2 separate regions of the Homo sapiens genome follow, and region 1 is linked to region 2. A link is an interaction called in ENCODE POLR2A ChIA-PET data of the cell type or tissue named here. Cell type or tissue: Panc1. All regions are shown on one strand. Links, peaks and the distances in the headings refer to the core of each region. The heading gives the core; the rest is flanking DNA.

Evidence for each region. ChIA-PET counts read pairs that join two places held together with the same protein. Peaks named below come from ENCODE experiments on the same cell type or tissue, not always from the same donor. Only the 100,000 strongest peaks of a DNase experiment are listed, where the experiment ranks them.
Region 1: POLR2A ChIA-PET joins it to region 2 with 13 read pairs; 2 of 35 experiments call an interaction of 5 or more read pairs at or near these places.

The regions. Positions count from the first base shown.
Region 1 is chr2:61,842,383-61,847,759 of GRCh38, reverse strand. All of the region lies in intron 1 of FAM161A (FAM161 centrosomal protein A), which reads left to right. Among named protein-coding and RNA genes, the nearest start is that of FAM161A, 9.0 kb to the left of the region's middle. In Panc1, for the core only: no CTCF peak of the experiment used is centred there; no DNase peak of the experiment used is centred there.
Region 2 is chr2:61,632,954-61,638,330 of GRCh38, reverse strand. No RefSeq gene overlaps it. Among named protein-coding and RNA genes, the nearest start is that of XPO1, 97 kb to the right of the region's middle. In Panc1, for the core only: a CTCF peak has its summit at 2,335; a DNase peak (open chromatin) is centred at 2,355; H3K27ac peaks cover 1,151 bases.

The sequences.
Region 1 (5,377 bases), core at 157-5,156, 210 kb before region 2:
CACACTGTTACCCAGGCTGGAGTGCAGTGCCTCCATCATAGCTCACTGCAGCCCCAACCTCCTGGGCTCAGGTGATCCTTCCGCCTCAGTCCCCCAACTAGCTGGGACTATAGGTGCATACTACCTCACCAAGCTAATTTTTTGTATTTTTTGTAGAGATGAGGCCTTGACGTGTTACCCAGGCTGGTCTGAAACTCCTGGGCTCAAGCAATCCACCTGCCCCAGCCTCCCAAAGTGCTGGGATTACAGGCCTGAGCCATCAGGCCTGGCAAATTCTTACCTTTGTAATGTTTACTTTTTGGTAGGGGCAGGCATATAATACACAATCAAGTACAGATATGTAGGACGTCAATGGTGATGAGTACTTCTGGGAAAAATAAGACAGACAAGGGGGCTGACAGTGAGTCCTGGGAGAAGTTGTAATTTTAAATAGGAGAGTCAGGGAAGACCTTATTGAGAAGACAACATTTACATAAAGACCTGAAGGAGTGAGCAAGTGGGTCATGTGGATATCTGGAGGAAAAGGCATCCTAGGGAGAGGGAACAGCAAGTGCAAAGGCCTTGAAGTAATTCTGTGGATTTTTGTTTCTTTTTTTTTGAGATGGAGCCTCACTCTGTCACCCAGGCTAGAGTGCAGTGGTGCGATCTTGGTTCACTGCAACCTCTGCCTCCTGGATTCAAGCGATTCTCCTGCCTCAGCCTCCCGAGTAGCTGGGATTATAGGCATGCACCACCACACCCGACTAAGTTTTGTTTTTAGTAGAGATGGGGTTTCACCATGTTGGCCAGATTGGTCTCGGATTCCTGACCTCAAGTGACCCAAAGTGCTGGGATTACAGGCATGAACCACTGTGCCTGGCCAATTCTGTTGATTTTTCGAGTGAAAACTGCATACTGGATTCAGACACTGCTACTAAAACGAACTGCTGCTGCCCAGATGAATAACCGTTGCTAGACTGACACAAGCCGACAGGAAGCAGTCAGAGGGCTAACAGAAAGGAGTAAGTCCCATCTTTCTCCTCTAGCCTTGTATCTCCCTCTAACTCCACTTTTAGCAGAGTCTGATGAGGAGCACTGGCAAAGCAGAAGTGTGGTTTGCAGAGTTCCAGCTCTGGCATTGCAAAGCAGAGTCGAGAAGGGTGGCATTGGAGCTGAGAGACACTAGTTTAACACCTGGCACACCTACTTTACATATCTTAAAGCTGATGTTCAAGAAGTTCATGCCCACATCACATTGCTAAGTGCGGAGCCCAGGCTTGTATGAGTATCCTGACGTCACATCTGAAATCTTTCTCCTAAGCTGTGAGAACACTCCAAACTAAAAGTTATTTAACTCCCACCCAACCCTTTCATCTTTGAAGGGTCATAAGGGGGCTGAAACCACGTGACCAGTAATCAGGAGCCAGTGGTAGGCAGGAGATGGAAACCCCTTCTTGCTTGCCCTAACCTCCCTTTCTAGGTTTACTTCCCAAAACTGCTTTATGGGTTTTCCTCTCCTTTTATCCGGCAGCCATGTGCACCTTGCCCTCTGCTATGCACAGCCTCCCCAACCCCAGCCTGCGCATTTGCTAACGCCATTTCCTTTGCCTAGGGTACTTTCCCCTTCTTTCCCATAAACACTCTGTGATCCTATAGATTTCTCCATTCTTTTTTTTTTTTTTTTTTTTTTTTGAGACAGAGTCTTGCTTGATCGCCGAAGCTATAGTGCAATGGCTCGATCTCAGCTTACTGCAATCTCTGCCTCCCAGGTTCAAGCGATTCTCCTGCCTCTGTCCCCTGAGTAGCTGGGACTACAGGTACACGCCACCATGCCTGGCTAATTTTTGTATTTTTAGTAGAGAAGGGGTTTCACCATGTTGGCCAGGCTGGTCTTGAACTACTGAGCTCAGGTGATCCACCCACCTCAGCCTCCCAAAGTGCTGGGATTACAGGCGTGAGCTACCGCGCCCAGCCTTCTTTTTTCTTGATACAAGGTCTCACTCTGTCGCCCAGGCTCAAGTGCAGTGGCGCGCTCACGGCTCACTGCAGCCTCAACCTCCTGGGCTCAAGTGATCCTCCCACCTCAGCCACCACATCCAGCTAATTTTTTAAAAAAAATTTGTAGAGATGGTGTCTCGCCGTGTTGCCCAGGCTGGTCTGGAACTCCTGGCCTCAAGCAGTCCTCCCACTGCAGCCTCCCAAAGTGCTGGGATTACAGGCATGAGCTACCACACCTGGCCTCCATTCTTTATGACTCATCTCAAATATTACCTCCTCCAGGAAGTCTTCCCCTATCTTCCAAACTCAAACGAAACAAAAGCTCCCTCCATTTCCTGTCTACCACTGGCTCCTGGTCACTGGTCACCTGGTTTCAGCCCCCTTTTGACCCTATAAAGGTGAAAGCATTGGGTGAGAGTTAAATAACTTTTAGTTTGGAGTGTTCTCATGGTTTAGGAGAAAAATTACAGATGTGGTGTCAGAATACTCAATCAGAGGCTCCAAAGACCCGTATCAGTTGGTCTTTGTATCTCTCATGCCACTCTCTACCTCCTATTAGTCCTCCTTCCGCTGCTTATTTAAATGTTGGTGTTCTCCAACATCTCCATTCTCAGGTCCTCTCATGTCTTGTTGCTCACACTCCCTCCAGGCAGCCTCGTCCATAACCAAGGCTGCACCTGCTACTTCTGTGTGGATTGGTGGCTCCTGTATCTGCTCTCCAGCCCAGCCTTCTCACCAGGTCTCCAGACATTTATCCACATGTTTCCTGGCGATGGATGTTCTAGCACTATGCCTCGGATTTATTTATTCCTTTTTCACTGCCTCCCTGATCTGGCAAACTTTGTCCTCGTCCAACCATGTGTCTCCAGTCTGGCTCACCTCTGTGAATTGTGCCTCTGTCTCTTAGTGTCTGACATTGTGACATACATCTGTCTCTCCGCTTAGCTGGAAGTAGCTTGTGGGCAGGAATCAGGTGTTCTGTCTCATTCTAAGTCAGCTGTCTATTATTTATATACATGTCCTTTCCTAAGCTAGCTGGAAACTTCTCAAAGGTAGAGTTTTTGTTTGTTTGTTTGTTTTAAGTGAGACAGAGTCTTGCTTTGTCACCCAAGCTGGAGTGCTGTGGTACGATCTTGGCTGACTGCAACCTCCACCTCCTGGGTTCAGGTGACTCTTCCGCTTCAGCCTCCCGAGTAGCTGGGACTACAGGTACCTGCCACCATGCCTGGCTAATTTTTGTATTTTTAGTAGAGAGGGGGTTTCACCATGTTGGCCAGGCTGGTCTCAAACTCCTGACCTCAAGTGATCTGGCTGCCTCGGCCTCCCAAAGTGCTGGGATTATAGGTGTGAGCCACTGTGCCTGGCCTCAAAGGTAGAGTTTAAAAAAAATCTGACGTACATTTTAGCAGCTAGCTGATTGCAGGATGGCCCCCAAATATTTAATGAATGAGGAAATTCACAAAGTAGTCATCCTGCAGATAAGAAGTTTATGGTGAGAAGCACATAAAGAAACAGCAGAAGATATCAGAGAATTCTCTTAATTGAATTGTTTGACATAGTTAAAGCAGTTCTCTGATTCATAGAGTTGTTGGTAGCAAATTTCTGCACGTAAGTTCTATTGAAGACTGCTTTTTTTTTTGGAGACAGAGTCTCGCTCTGTCGCCTAGGCTGGAGTGCAGTGGCCTGATCTCAGCTCACTGCAAGCTCTGCCTCCCAGGTTCACGCCATTCTCCTGCTGCAGCCTCCCGAGTAGCTGGGAATATAGGTGCCCGCCAGCACACCTGGCTAATTTTTTGTATTTTTAGTAGAGATGGGGTTTTGCCATGTTAGCCAGGATTGTCTCAATCTCCTGACCTCGTGATCCACCTGCCTCGGCCTCCCAAAGTGCTGGGATTATAGGCGTGAGCCACCGTGCCCGGCCTCTGAAGACTGATTTTTTAAAAGTTGTTTTCTTTAAGTTACCCCAAGTAGTACAACATTGTCCTCTTGTATGCTGATTTTAGCGTATTAAAAAAAATACCATATCTTCTGAGAAGCCTCCAGTGGGAAACAAAAATACCACATCTATAACTACTATTTATAATTGACTCTTCTGAATTTTTATTTTGAGAGAAGCTAAACAGATTATTTTCTAGAGTCTTATCAGATTGGATCTATAATTTTCTGTAGCAAATTTTTTCATTTTGCATCTGTTCCAGACAGTAGGCTAAATTTAAAACTGTGGTTGGCAGCCTTTTATGCATAGTATCATAAATAATTTCAACTGTTTCTCAACTGAGAACATAATAAAAATTTTATATTTATGGAGAAAATGGGGTTTTATCTCTTTAGTTGCTTCAATTAAAAGAACTGAAAGGGTAGGGCACGGTGGCTCATGCCCATAATCCCAGCACTTTGAGAGGCCGAGGCGAGTAGATCACCTGAGGTCAAGAATTCAAGACCAGTCTGGCCAACATGGTGAAACCCCGTCTCTACTAAAATACAAAAATTAGCTGGGTGTGGTGGTGTGCGCCTGTAATCCCAGCTACTTGGGAGTCTGAGGCAGGAGAAGGCAGAGGTTGCAGTGAGCTGAGATGGTGCCACTGCACTCCAGCCTGAGTGACAGAGTGAGACTCCGTCTCGTAAAAACAAACAAACAAACAAAAAAACTGAAAGGTATGTAAAGGGAGTGAGGGAGAAAGGCCAGTCAGACCCTTCTAAACATGATCTGTATGTTGAATAATTACAGCATTTTTTCTTCTTTGCTTTGTTGTCATCCTAAAGTCCCGGTCACCCATGGGAGCTACTGCTTTTGTGCCCACAGAAGCAGCTACCCTGAAAGTCCCTCCTACCCCCTCCCATGTCCTCTTACTCCCTCCCAAAGTCTTGCCCCACTGTGAGGAGGGCTTCTCCCTGGCTCCTTGATAAGCCACTGAGAACTTTGTCCCTGCCCCCATTTCCTCTATTTCCCTGCCTTCTCTCCACTGGCAGTCCTTGGAGCCACACTGCAGGAGCGCAGCTGGAGGGAGAGCATTGGGCTGTGGTTGCCTGGTTTACAGCAGGTAGAACCGTGTTCCTCTTCATCTCAGTTAAAACTTACAACTCAGGAGGCTCCTTATAGAAATACTTTGTAAAGGGTTGTTGGGTTCTATCCTATTATACCTTTTGTTGGTTGATCTGGGAATTGAACCATCCTTTATCAAATGGATTAAATAACATTTATTTTCTGACAGTTTGGTCTTGCTCCCTCTCGTTCTTAAAATATCACTGGGGAAAATGTACATAGCCCACAAATAACCTATAACTCATTCTATATGCATAGCCCATAATTAATGTATAACCTAACTAGGTGGACTCTTTAAGAAGCAGCATTTTGGATCAGTGTCAGCTTAATTTGTCTTTCAGCTCCAGTCACTATATA
Region 2 (5,377 bases), core at 129-5,128:
CTCCCATCAGCTTCCTTGTGTCCCAAGGCTGTCTGCTCACTTTGTTCTCTCTCTGGCATCTCTTTTTCTGGCAATTCTTCTTCCTATTGTGATGTACATGCAGGAGTTTCTCCAGTGAACTGTCTTTGATCCCTTTTCTCACTAATCCTTTATTGAATTTTACTTATAATCTCTGAGGTGGACATTGGAGCATCACCCAGGCCCCTGCTTCAGCACTGAGGCTTTCCTCACCTCAGCTGCTGAGAAGGTTGGAGGATGACATCTCTAAGCTGAGTTCTTTCAGGAAATTGCCCCCTGCAAATACAGCCACCTCAGCCAAGGTCAGTCACAGCCCCTCCTGGGGACAGCCCACATCCAGCCATCCTTCAGTGTAGGATGACAGGGGTCAGCTCCCTTGCCTCAGGGTGGTATAGGGGCAAAGGGAATTTATCCCTCCGGCTCTGAAGGTTTGAGTCTTTTTAAACTTATTGTTATTATTTTTAAAAATCTTTTGTAGCCACGGGTTCTCCGTATGTTGCCAAGGCTGGTCTCAAACTCCTGGGCTCAAATGATCCTCCTGCCTCGGCCTCTCAAAGTGCTGGGATTATAAGCATGAGCCACCACACCCAGACTTTTATCTATTTATTTATGTATTTTAATTAATTAATTTATTTTTTTGAGACAAGGTCTCACTCTGTCACCCAGGCTGGACTCAGCTCACTGCAGCCTCTGCCTCCTGGCTCAAGTGATCTTCCCACCTCAACCCACCAAGCATCTGGTACTCCAGGCATGTGCCACCACACCCAGCTAAGTTTTATATTTTTGGTAAAGAGGGGATTTCACCATGTTGGCCAGGCTGGTCTCGAACTCCTGAGCTCAAGTGATCCACTTGCCTCAACCAAAGTGCTGGGATTACAGGTGTGAGCCACCATGCCTGGCAATTTTTTAAATTTTTTAGTTCGAGTCTTAAAATCTACTGAAATAAACTGGCAACAGGCAGATTAACAGGAGAAAAGACATACAAATGTATCATATGCATAGGAGCCACACAAAATGTGAAACTAAAAGAAGGACCAAATGACTGATGTTTTTATACTACACAGAAAGGAAGAGAGGCTTGGAGCTCCTGGTGGGAGGTGGCAACAGGTTTACTGGGGGAGAAAAGGAGGAAACTCATGGGTGAGCAAAGGCTGTCTTATTAAATGGATGAATTCTCTCGAGTAGCAGCCCTCAGAGAGAATAGATGGACCTGTGGTAAAGTTTTGCTGTCAGACCTTTAAAAACGCCAGAGATTTAGTCTCCTTTTCCTGTGAGTTAATCTTTCCTAGATCCTGATAAGGGCACCTCAGAGAGAGCCTTTGTTTGCATCTCTTGCTAATAATGATTTCCTCCAGAGGTGCAAATCTCTCCCCCAAAAAGACAGCTTTACAGAGCTATTCCTGTGTCTGCAGCCCCTCTGAAGAGCCACCTTCAAATATGCCAAAGAAAGATATTTGGGGATGGCATACTTTGATTTCCCACAGTGGGATAACACTGAAGGGTCACAGCTGCTCCAGAATGACTCTGGTGTTTGCTGTGACTGCATTGCCTCCTTCTGCCCAGTTCTACAGGTAGCTGTTTGTTTGTTTGTTTGTTTGTTTTTGAGATGGAGTCGCACTCTTATCGCCCCGGCTGGAGTGCAGTGATGCAATCTCGGCTCACTGCAACTTCTGCCTCCTGGGTTCAAGCTATTCTCCTGCCTCAGCCTCTTGAGTAACTGGGACTACAGGTGTGCGCCACCATGCCCAGCTAATTTTTGTATTTTTAGTAGAGATGGGGTTTCACCATGTTGGCCAGGCTGGTCTCGAACTCCTGACCTCGGGTGATCTGCCTGCCTCGATCTCCCAAAGTGAGGTGTTGACTCTAAGAACATTCCTCAATAAACCACCTGCACAAAAACCTTCATCTCAGAGTCTGTTTCCTGGAGAACCCAACCTAAGCCAGGGCCGGGAGTGGTTTGTGGAAACAGACTCTACAGTGATTACCCATCTGCCAGTTGGCAATGAAGACCCCATTGCTGATGGTAGGAGTCGCACTGCCAGCTCCTGGCATGCAGTGCAGTTGTTAAACTTTCACTAGTGGTGATCTTGGATGGAATACTCCTGGAAGAGAATGTACCAGCCACTGCAATATCTAAGGTTTTGAGAGATTGGAAAAAGTACTAACCACGAAGGACAATGAACCACATGGCTCTTTCTGAGGATCCTTGATGCATTTTTAAAAGACATCAAAAGAGGGAAGGTGATGAATCACCAACTGAAGGCCCAGTGTGAAAACAAAGAGGGATTCCTTGGCAGCTTATCCAGGGACTCTCATCTCCCACAGCCAGAGGGCAGAAAAAGCTTGAGATGGGGCCCTGCATTTACTTCTAAGGGTGGCAGAACTCCAGAGAAATTTGAGTTCTTAGTCTTAGCAAGTCTGCTACATCAAGGTGAAGGTCTTGACTAGGAAGAAGTGAAATCCTGAGACTTGGGACAGGGGTATTTGGATTGATGCACTTAAAAACCTTGAGACTATAGATCCCTCTAAACCATATGGGCCTGCAGAAATGGCCCACTGCTCCTGTTAAGGGTGAGTGTTCCCTACTTGCTTAAAATAATGCAGAGGCCTCTCGGTCTAGACAAGAAATCAAAGAAGGATGATCAAGAGCAGCCCTGCTTCTTGGGTAACATGAACCAGCAAACAGTATGGTATTAAAAATATCAGTGCTAGCCGGGCATGGCGGTGGCTCACACCTATAATCCCAGCATTTTGAGAGGCCGAGGCGGGTGGATCACTTGCGGTCAGGAGTTTGAGACCAGCCTGGCCAACATGGTGAAACCCCATCTCTACTAAAAATACAAAAATTAGCCCGGGTGGCGCATGCCTGTAATCCCAGCTACTCAGAAAGCTGAGGCAGAATCGCTTGAACCCCAGGAGGCAGAAGTTGCAGGGAGCCGAGATCGTGCCACTACACTCTGGCCTCCAGTGTGGGTGACAGAGTGAGACTCTGTCTCAAAAAAAGAAAAAAAAAAAACTTGAGAAGGACACTCAAAGATTAATGAATTGCTGCCCCAGATAGGACACCTAGGGGACAAGGTGGCAGAGAAACTAACTTCCTGCTGTTTACCTGTTTGAATCTTTGATTTGTGTACTATCTGCAAAGGGCTGCCACTGTGTAATCCAAAGTGGGCTCTTCATATTCTTATCTGCAAATGGCACCCCTGGAGTTGTGCTGTATGTGTCAGGTGCAGCTGTATATTTCAATCCTGGTATGTGTGTTTTACATACTCAAAAATGTTTAGGAAATTATATATACTCTTTGCTCTTTGGTTTGGACAGAATAGCTATTCTCTGAAACCATCTCAGTTAAAATATCCTAGGATTTCAACAAACCTCTGTCTGAATTGTTATTTACATCTCTTGTTACCAGCCATCGATTTTACATAAGCTTTTTTAATTATTATTATTTTAAAAGATTCCCCACTTTTTTCAGGAAATTCCTTTAGTGCTGAAATTACTCGCAGCTTTTTCCCCTAAGAACTCCACAGGGAGATTGGAGTAGGGGCAACACTAAAACCAGCCCAAGGGCTTAACCCCCGCAGCTGACCTTCTCCTGGGCGTAGTTATTAGTTGTTTGACTGGGAGAGGTGGCTCATGCCTGTAATCCCAGCACTTTGGGATACCAAGGCGGGAGGATCACTGAAGCCAAGAGTTCCAGATCCAAGAGTTTGAGATCATCCTGGCAACATAGTGAGACCCTGTCTCTATTTTATTTATTTAAAATTGTTAAAAAGAAAAAAAAAAAGGCCTGTGCAGTGGCTCACGCCTGTAATCCCAGCACTTTGGGAGGCTGAGGTGGGTGGATCACCTGAGGTCAGGAGTTCGAGACCAGCCTGGCCAACATGGTGAAACCCTGTCTCTTACTAAAAATACAAAAATTAGCCAGGCATGGTGGCAGGCGCCTGTAATCCCAGCTACTCGGGAGGCTGAGGCACGAGAATCGCTTAAATCTGGGAGACGGAGGTTGCAGTGAGCCGAGATCACAACATTGCACTCCAGCCTGGGTGACAGAATGAGACTCTGTCTCAAAAAAATAAATAAATAAAAATAAATAAAATAAAATGTTAATACTGCCTATGTAGAGCTTGCTATGGATTATTTTTATTTTTCTTCGTACTTGCCTGCATTTTCCAAAATTACTACAATTAACATGTTTTCTTTTATAATTAAAAAAAAAATGTTACCCTCACGCAAAATTCAATTTGGAGAGTTCTAGCAGCACATCGATTTGCTCCTCATTAGTCTCCTATAGTACTCTGAGGCATATATATGAATTAATCGGGAAACATCAATCATGGGTTACCTAAAACATTCTTCCAACCTGACTATGTACTAGAAGGAGGCAGGTAGGAATAGAGGGATGGCAGATGGCAAAGGGGACACAAAACAGTTGCAATGACTTTGTTACCTTTGTTAGTTTTTTCTTGGAGGAAGAGTCATTTAATGAATTTCTAGCTAAATGAGCTATTTTACATTTGTAGAGATGACAAACTTCACTATTCAGCAGGATCATGTACCTTCTTTGATATTCATAAAGGCTTTGAAGTCCAAAATACACACTGTTTAGCAATCTTAGTCTATACTACAGAATAATTGCTCTCCCCTAAATAATATATAAATATCTTTTTAAATTAGTCTTGGACGGGGAAATTTTAAAAATAGATGGTATGGGTCAGAATCAAGTTCTGTAACTCAGTACCTTCCTTATAAAACATTTATGGGTTTGATTGAAGGATTATTCTAGACACATTTGTGTATAGCATAAATACAAGTTAAATGTAAAAAAAATTAATAATGAAAAAGTGAGACCTAAGAAGACCAGCAGATGGCATAAATAATTTATTTAATCAAAACTGCCAATATGTATATTGTAAAAGATACTTTCCCTGAAGTTTCTCCGATGAAATCTTTTGAATATTTAGGCCAAAATTCCCAATTAAAGCATCATTAAAGAAGACTTAGTTATAAGCACAAAAATTAAAATTGCAGGAGATTGATCTCATGGATGACAACCCAAGGCTAGATTGTAAACTATATGCCTAGAAACCCAAAAGACAAGGTGTAATGAGAGACAGCTAATCTAGACGCTCCACCCAGCACACTTCCACGAGCATCTCTGACATGGGAGATGTGCATGATATCAGAGATTTAGGAACAATGTCCTCAAAACTATGTGGGTGTGTACCTGCTCCAGTAATTTCCTCCTAAGAGCAACATGAAACCGCCTCTCTCTTCAAATATAACTGGAATGTTCATCTCAACATTTAATCTTTCCTGGACTAAGGCTCCAAGATGCTAAGTCAGCAGTCCCCAACCT